Regions from separate parts of the Homo sapiens genome. Here region 1 is linked to region 2. A link is an interaction called in ENCODE POLR2A ChIA-PET data of the cell type or tissue named here. Cell type or tissue: B cell. All regions are shown on one strand. Links, peaks and the distances in the headings refer to the core of each region. The heading gives the core; the rest is flanking DNA. Region 1 overlaps BAZ2A (bromodomain adjacent to zinc finger domain 2A). Region 2 has its middle 13 kb from the start of PTGES3.

Region 1 (4,385 bases), core at 275-4,274, 92 kb after region 2:
TTGTAGTTAGCCTTTCCCTATTGGCCTATTGTTTAAATATTTTGCTTGAACTCTTAACTTGGGTATCCCTTCCTCCCAAGGTGATGTCATGAGGAGACGTATTGCTACCCCAGAAGAAGTTCGTCTTCCCCTCCAACATGGGTAAATGCTCTAGTTTGCTACATTTATTGACCTTGACAAGTTTAATGCACAACTCTAGAAAGAAGGGAATGCCTCTTTTCCTCTGAGGTGGGGGAGGAATGGGCCAGACAAGAGTAGATTACAGGACAGTTATCTGCAGTGATAATGTTTCTTGGCATGAGATTCCTAGGTTTTCCTTCTTCTCTCAAGGTCTGTCTTCCATCACCTATTCTTTTTTCATCTTGTAGTGACTCAATTTTGCCCAAGGAGCTCCAGCTATTATCTTTTCCAAACCCTAGGGCTCACATCCAAACCAGCTGGCTTGTCCTATTTCTGTGGACAAGGGATAGTAATGAATGAGGAGTGACTTAGTACTAATGAATTGAGGTGGTTTTGTTGTTTTAATGCTCTTAGGAGAGGTAAGGGCAGGAACAGTACATGACCAAAATGAACAAACTAGCTGACACCAGGGCCTTGTGGAAATAACTGCCTTCCTGGATCTTCCCCACCCCTGCCCCTCAAGGCTACTTGTGGTCACCAAGTCTGAGTACTGCTTAAAATTTTGAGAGAAAGATTAGAGTTAGTCTTAGAACTAACTCTGACTAACTTTGTGTTCTGCTCAGAACACAGAGTTCCTAACTAAACCCTGGCATATTGAGTCTTTTCATGGAATCAGCAGCAAATTTATTTTTCTGCTTGCCTCCCTGCCCTTTGTCTTCTGTCTTTATTCCCCTTAGGTCTTTATCCTCTTTACTGGAAATCCAGTAACTGCCCTGAATGGCTCAGGGAGGGGTTTCTGGCAGCTTATCTCACTGATTTTGTAAAGGAGGGATGGAGATCTCTCTGAGCTTGTGCAGTTTGGTGTAGTGCTTTTCTCCTAAGGGCCTTGATGTATTTGCTGGAGCTCAAGTCAGCCTTCTAGCCAAGCTTATCTCTCTTGGTGCTTTTGCATCTGCATGCAGTTCTAGAGATACAAATGTGGGGAGGGCCATCTGCTCAGAGGGCTTCGCGCTTAGGTGGCATGGGAGTGGGTAGGGGTGTGACCTGGCGGCAGGGCCCATGTGCTTCTCTGGCAGGTGGCGGAGAGAGGTGCGCATCAAGAAGGGCAGCCACCGATGGCAGGGGGAGACCTGGTATTATGGCCCCTGTGGGAAGAGGATGAAGCAATTTCCAGAAGTGATCAAGGTAATGTAGCTTTTTTTAAAGGACTGCTTTCTTGGGCTCAGTGGACTCCTTTCCACTGCCCAAGACTCCGTTCTTGGGCTCAGTGACAACAGGCTGGCATTGTCTGCTCTGGGCCTGTTCTGCTTATGCCTTTGCTGGCCAAAGACATGGTAGGATCCAACTTTATTAATGTTACTTTACTTCTTCCTCTTAGTACCTGAGCCGCAACGTGGTACACAGTGTCCGCCGAGAGCACTTCAGCTTCAGTCCCCGTATGCCTGTTGGAGATTTCTTTGAAGAAAGAGACACGCCAGAGGTGCAGACCCAAGGGTTAAATATGCTTTTGTCCCTGAGGAAGAGTTGGTGGACAAGCTGCAGCTTCCTCTCGTGGGGTTTGAAGGTTCTGGGGCATTGAATGGTTCCGAGGGCCTCGTGGCCTGCACTGATTCCTTACTACTGTAACAGTCTCCCTTGCTACCTTAGGGCTTGCAGTGGGTGCAGCTCTCAGCAGAGGAGATCCCGTCGAGGATTCAGGCAATTACTGGCAAACGGGGTCGACCTCGAAACACTGAGAAGGCTAAGACTAAGGAAGTCCCCAAGGTGAAACGGGGTCGAGGTCGGCCACCTAAGGTCAAAATCACTGAGCTATTGAACAAGACAGACAACCGCCCCCTAAAGAAACTGGAGGCCCAAGGTACAGTGGTATTTCTTACTTTGGGATTCTGCTCCCTCCATGAGGTATCTAAAATGTTGATGAATTGCTAATACCTGGATTTCCCAGGAGTGTAACTAACATTATCTGGGAAGAATGAATCTGAATCAGCTTCTCCTTGGAATCCAGCATCCTAGTCCCAGCGCTTGGGAATACTACTTTTCCAGCCATGGTCTTTCTTGAGTTGCTGTTACCAGTGAAACCTTGGGCTGCCCCCAGGTGTGTTTAGCCCAGAGGAGAGGACTTTCTTGCCCTTTCTTTCCATCTTTTAGCTCCTTATCATATACTGGTTCAGTTGTACCCTTTTACCTTACCCATTTCTACTATCATGGAGGTTCAGAATTCACATCTGAATTCAAAAGATAATTGGGAGCCAGGCATGGTGGTGTGTGCTTAATAATCCCAGTTACCCAGGAGGCTGAGGCAGGCAGCAGAGGATCACTTGAGCCCAGGAGTTTGGAGGCTACAGTAAACTTCAGTTGTGTTATTGCATTCCAACCTGGGCAACAGAGCAAGGCCCTGTTTCTAAAAAAAATAATAGGCCGGGCACAGTGTCTCACACCTGTAATCCCAGCACTTCGGAAGGCCAAGGCGGGCGGATCGTGAGGTCAAGAGATTGAGACCATCCTGGCGAACATGGTAAAACCCCGTCTCTACTAAAAATACAAAACAAAAAATTAGCTGGGCGTGGTGGTGTGTGCCTGTAGTCCCACCTACTTGGGAGGCTGAGGCAGGAGAATAGCTTGAACCTGGGAGGTGGAGGTTTCAGTAAGCTGAGATTGCGCCACTGCACTCCAGCTTGGTGATAGAGCTAGACTCTGTCTCAAAAAAAAAAAAAAAAAAAAAAAAAGCCAGGCACGGTGGCTCACGCCTGTAATCCCACCACTTTGGGAGACTGAGGAGGGCAGATCACCTGAGGTCGGGAGTTCAAGACCAGCCTGACCAACATGAAGAAACCCTGTCTCTACTATAAATACAAAATTAGCCAGGCATGGTGGCGCATGCCTGTAATCCCAGCTACTCGGGAGGCTGAGGCAGGAGAATGGCTTGAACCCAGGAGGCAGAGGTTGCAGTGAGCTGAGATCACACCATTGCACTCCAGCCTGGGCAACAAGAGTGAAACTCCATCTCAAAATAATAATAATAATATAATAATAATAATAGGCACTGTTTTAGTGGATGGACAGGTGAGAAATACCTACATTTTTCAGTAAATAGTGTGTTTACCCTGGTGTAGTGTGAAGAATGTGAAAAAACTTAGTCTTTTGATTTTCACTCAGACATCTAGCCGTGTCATGTTTCAACCAAATGACCTAGAACAAGTCTCATTTTGTTTTTTTTTTTTTGAGACAGAGTCTTACTCTGTCACCCAGGATGGAGTGCAGTGGCACGATCTTGGCTCACTACAAGCTCTGCCTCCTGGATTCACCCCATTCTCCTGCCTCGGCCTCCCGAGTAGCTGGGACTACAGGTGCACGCCACCACACCTGGCTAATTTTTTGTATTTTTAGTAGAGACGGGGTTTCACCATGTTAGCCAGGATGGTCTCGATCTCCTGACCTCGTGATCCGCCCACCTCGACCTCTCAAAGTGCTGGGATTACAGGTGTAGCCCCCACGCCTGGCCCTTTTTTTTTTTTTTTCCAGATGGAGTTTTGCTCTTGTTGCCCAGGCTGGAGTGCAATGGCGCGATCTTGGCTCACCGCAACCTCCCAGGTTTAAGCGATTCTCCTGCCTCAGCCTCCAGAGTAGCTGGGATTACAGGCATATGCCACCACGCCCAGCTAATTTTGTATTTTTAGTAGAGATGGGGTTTCTCCATGTTGGTCAGGCTGGTCTCGAACTCCTGACCTCAGGTGATCCGCCTGCTTCAGCCTCCCAAAGTGCTGGGATTACAGGTGTGAGCCACTGCACCCAGCTAAGTCTCATATTTTAATCAAAGCCTTAGGTAGTTCATCTGCCCATAATATCTGTCTTAGAGGGTTGTCACGTAGACATGTGGTGGCGTTTCTATACCAGAAACAAAATAATAAATATTGTCATGTCAGGGCCAGGCACGGTGGCTCACGGCTGTAATCCCAGCTCTTTGAGAGGCTGAGACCAGCGGATCATGAGGTCAGGCAATCAAGACCGTCATGGCTAAAACGGTGAAACTCCGCTTGTACTAAAAATACTAAAAATTAACTGGGCGTGGTGGCACGCGCCTGTAGTCCCAGCTACTGGGGTGGCTGAGGCAGGAGAATCGCTTGAACCTGGGAGGTGGAGATTGCAGTGAGCCGAGATTGTGCCATTGCACTTCAGCCTGGGCGACAGAGTGAGACTCCGTGTCAAAAAATATATATATGTATATATAGTCATGTCAGAAACATCAATTATGAAATACTCTTGTT
Region 2 (4,385 bases), core at 313-4,312:
CAGTGGTGCAATCTTGGCTTATTGCAAGCTCTGCCTCCTGGGTTCACGCCATTCTCCTGCCTCAGCCTCCTGAGTAGCTGGGACTACAGGCGCCTGCCACCACGCCTGGCTAATTTTTTTTTTTTTTTTTTTTTGTATTTTTAGTAGAGACGGGGTTTCACCGTGTTAGCAAGGATGGTCTCGATCTCCTGACCTCGTGATCTGCCCGCCTCGGCCTCCCAAAGTGGTGGGATTACAGGCGTGAGCCACCGCACCTGGCCTATTTATTTATATTTAATTTAATTATTTTTATAGAGACAGAGTCTGTCTTTGTTGCTCAGGCTGGTCTCTAACTCCTGACTTCAAGCAATACTCCTGCCTCTGCCTCCCAGTACTGGGATTACAGGCAAGAGCCACTGTGCCCACCATTTCAAAATATAGCAAAGAAACATATTTTGGGGTAAAATATTTTGATTTCCTTTTTTTTATCTTTTATGTGATGTTATACTAGCATCATGTTGGAATTTTGCTAGTCTCTTTTGTCCTTCCCCCCGCCCCTTTTTTTTTTGAGAGAGTCTCACTCTGTTGCCCAGGCTAAAGTGCAGTGGTTCGATTTCAGCTCACAGCAACCTGGGTCGCCCGGGTTCAAGAGATTCTCCTGCCTCAGTCTCCTGAGTAGCGGGGATTACAGGTGTGCACTACCACGCCCAGCTGATTTTTGTATTTTTAGTAGAGACAGGGTTTCACCATGTTGGCCAGGCTGGTCTCAAACCCCTGATCGGCCTGCCTTGACCTCCCAAAGAGCTAGGATTACAGGCTTGAGCCACCGCACCCCGCCTCGTTTGTCAGTCTTAAAATCTCTTGTTTTATTTTATTCATTTTATTTATTTTATTTTTTTGAGACAGACTCTCACTCTGTCCCTTGGGCTGGAGTGCAGTGGCAGGATCTTGACTCACTGCAACCTCCATCTCCCTGGTTCAAGCAATTCTCCTGCCTCAGCCTCCTGAGTAGCTGGGATTACAGACACACGCCACCACAGCCCGCTAACATTTGTATTTTTAGTAGAGACGGGGTTTTGCTATGTTGGCCAGGCTAGTCTCGAACTCTTTTTGTTGTTGTTGTTTCTGTTTTTCTGAGACGGAGTTTCGCTCTTGTTGCCCAGGCTGGCGTGCGGTAGTGTGATCTCTGTTCACTGCAACCTCCGCCTCCCAGATTCAAGCGATTCTTCTGTCTCAGCCTCCCAAGTAGCTGGGATTACAGACATGCACTACCACACCCAGCTAATTTTTATTTTATTTTTTTGTATTTTTTTGTATTTTTAGTAGAGACGGGGTTTCATCATGTTGGCCAGGCTGGTCTCGAACTCCTGACCTCAGGTGATCCACCTGACTCGGCCTCCCAAAGTGCTGGGATTACAAGCATGAGCCATAGTGCCCAGCCAAGATCTCTGTTTTAATGTTAATGCTGGTCAGTTGTGCCAGAACTCCAAAGGGAAGAGAGTATAATGAGGCATATTCAATGCCTCCCATTCCCCACATTGCCTGAACTACTTTTTCAGGAGTTTGGGGGTCCTCTTGGCCAAATGGGGATCCATTCAGTCAGTTGGGGGGCTTAAAATTTTATATTTTTATTTATTTATTTATTTATTTAGACAGAGTTTCGCTCTTGTTGCCAAGCCTGGAGTTCAATGGCCCAATCTCGGCTCACCACAACCTCTGCCTCTCGGGTTCAAGTGATTCTCTTGTCTCAGCCTCCGGAGTAGCTGGGACTACAGGCGCACGCCACCACACCAGGCTAATTTTTGTATTTTTAGTAAAGACGGGGTTTCACCATGTTGGCCAGGATGGTCTCGATCTCCTGACCTCGTGATCCACCCGCCTCGGCCTGGGATGACAGGCGTGAGCCACCGTGCCCGGTCTAAAATTTTATTTTCTACAGTTCTAACACCCAGAAGTGAGATTGCTGGATTTTTGATTTCTGAATTAAGCACAGAGTTTCCTGACCTGTGTCCCAAGAATTGCCTTTACAGTCCCACTGATTTGTTGATCTAGTTCTTAGAAATCTTAATTAAGACCCGGTGCGATGGCTCATGCCTACAATCCCAGTACTTTGGGATGCCAAGGAGGGTGGATCACCTGAGGTCAGGGGTTCGAGACCAGCCTGCCCAACATGGTGAAACCCCTGTCTCTACTAAAAATACAAATATTAGCTGGGTGTGGTGGCGGGCACCTGTAATCCCAGCTACTTGGGAGGCTGAGGCTGGAAGGCTGAGGCTGGAGAATCGCTTGAACCCAGGAGGCGGAGGTTGCAGTGACCGGAGACCACGAATTACACTCCAGCTTGGGTGACGAGTGAAACTCCGTCTCAAAAAAAAAAAAAAGAAATATTCATTAAATTAGATCTTTCTCTGCCTTTTCATTTGGTATAAATCTGGCTTAATGAAGCAGACACTGCCTACATGCATTTAATGACTCTAAGAAAGCAGCAACTCCCAAAGGACACAAATTAAGGATGAAAGTTTCTAACTGCTCTTGGCCAACTGTATGATGGAGAGTTGTGTCAGGAAGTGAAGAAATTTCCTCTTTTGTTATTTAAAAGGGAGACTAAGAGACTGTGGTTAGCAATTCATAATAGCCTGTGTCTCCAGCCCATGAGAGTCACTTGGGGCCGGCGCGGTGGCTCATGCCTGTAATAGCAGCACTTTTGGAGGCTGAGGCGGGCGGATCACTTGAGGTCAGGAGCTTGAGACCAGCCTGGCCAATATGGTGAATCCTTGTCTCTACTAAAAAAACAAAAATTAGCCGAGCCTGGTGTCAGGCACCTGTAATCTCAGCTACTCTGAAGGCTGAGGCAAGAGAATCGCTTGAAGCCGGGAGGCAGAGGTTGCAGCAAGCCGAGATCGCGTCATTGCACACCCGCCTGGGCGACAAAGCAAAACTCCCTCTCAAAAAAAAAAAAAAAAACAAAAGGCGGGGGGCAGTGGCTCACGCCTGTAATCCCAGCACTTTGGGAGGCCGAGGCAGGCGGATCACGAGGTCAGGAGATCCAGACCATCCTGGCTAACACAGTGAAACCCCGTCTCTACTAAAAATACAAAAAATTAGCCGGGCGTGGTGGCAGGTGCCTGTAGTCCCAGCTACTCAGGAGGCTGAGGCAGGAGAATGGCGTGAACCCGGGAGGCGGAGCTTGCAGTGAGCCAAGATGGCGCCACTGCACTCCAGCCTGGGCAATACAGCGAGACTCCATCTCAAAAAAAAAAAAAAAAAAAAGAATAATTTTTGACCTTGATTTACCAAGCGTGGTGGTGCGCCCCTGTAATCCCAGCTACTCCGGAGGCTGAGGCAGGAGAATCACTTGAACCCGGGAGGCGGAGGTTGCAGTGAGCCGAGATCGGCCATTGAACTCCAGCCTGGGCAACAAGAGCGAAACTCCTTTTCAAAAAAAAAATTAGCCAGGTGTGATGGCGCCCGCCTGTAGTCCCACCTACTTGGGAGGCTGGGGCGGGAGGATCACTCAAGCCCAGAGGTCAAGGCTATGGTGAGCAGAAATCGTGCCACTGCACTCCAGCCCAGGTGACAGAGTGAAACCCTGTCTCAAAAAGATAAAATAAATAAGGCCGGGTGCCGTGGCTCACCTCTGTAATCCCAGCACTTTGGGAGGCCGAGGCAGGTGGATCACCTTAGGCCAGGAGTTCGAGACCAACTTGGCCAAGATGATGAAACCCTGTCTCTACTAAAAATACAAAAATTAGCCAGGTGTGGCGGTGCGCACCTGTACTCACAGCTACTTGGGAGGTTCAGGCAGGAGAATCGCTTGAACCCATGAGGTGGAGGTTGCAGTGAGCCAAGATGGCACCACTGCACTCCATCCTGGGTGACAGAGTGAGACCCTGTCTCAAAAAATAAATAACAAAGAAACAGAAGACAGCCTTTTTAAGAAAAAGGAATGGCTGGTCAACTATGTCAAAAACTTCTGTCAGAGGCCTTTGAAACAGAGCAACTCCATCTTGAATAGGAGCAGGGTAAAATGAGGCTTAGACCTCCTGGGCTGCATTGCCAGGATGTCAGGCATTCTATGTCACAGGATGAAATAGGAGGTTGGCCCAAGGTACAGGTCACAAAGACTTTGCTGATAAAACCAGCATGTGGTAAAGAAGCTGGCCAAAAACCACCAAAACGAAGATGGTGATGAAAAATGACCCCCTCGTCATCCTCACTGTTCATTATATATGCTTATAATTCATTAGCATGCCAAAAGACACACCCACCAGCACCATGAAGGTTTACAGATGTCATGGCAAAGTCAGGAAGTTACCCAATAAGTCTAAAAAGGGGAGGAGCCTTCAGTTCAGGGAATTGCCATGCCTTTCCCAGAAAGCTCATAAATAATCCACCCCTTATTTAGC

Evidence for each region. ChIA-PET counts read pairs that join two places held together with the same protein. Peaks named below come from ENCODE experiments on the same cell type or tissue, not always from the same donor. Only the 100,000 strongest peaks of a DNase experiment are listed, where the experiment ranks them.
Region 1: POLR2A ChIA-PET joins it to region 2 with 5 read pairs; 12 of 35 experiments call an interaction of 5 or more read pairs at or near these places.

Annotation. Positions count from the first base shown.
Region 1 is chr12:56,607,329-56,611,713 of GRCh38, reverse strand. BAZ2A (bromodomain adjacent to zinc finger domain 2A) reads left to right here. Exons shown (of 29, transcript NM_001300905.2): 7 at 81-141; 8 at 1,197-1,305; 9 at 1,499-1,600; 10 at 1,768-1,978. Among named protein-coding and RNA genes, the nearest start is that of BAZ2A, 21 kb to the left of the region's middle. In B cell, for the core only: no CTCF peak of the experiment used is centred there; no DNase peak of the experiment used is centred there.
Region 2 is chr12:56,699,126-56,703,510 of GRCh38, reverse strand. No RefSeq gene overlaps it. Among named protein-coding and RNA genes, the nearest start is that of PTGES3, 13 kb to the right of the region's middle. RefSeq lists silencers at 2,594-2,653, 2,602-2,756. In B cell, for the core only: no CTCF peak of the experiment used is centred there; a DNase peak (open chromatin) is centred at 2,740; H3K4me3 peaks cover 576 bases.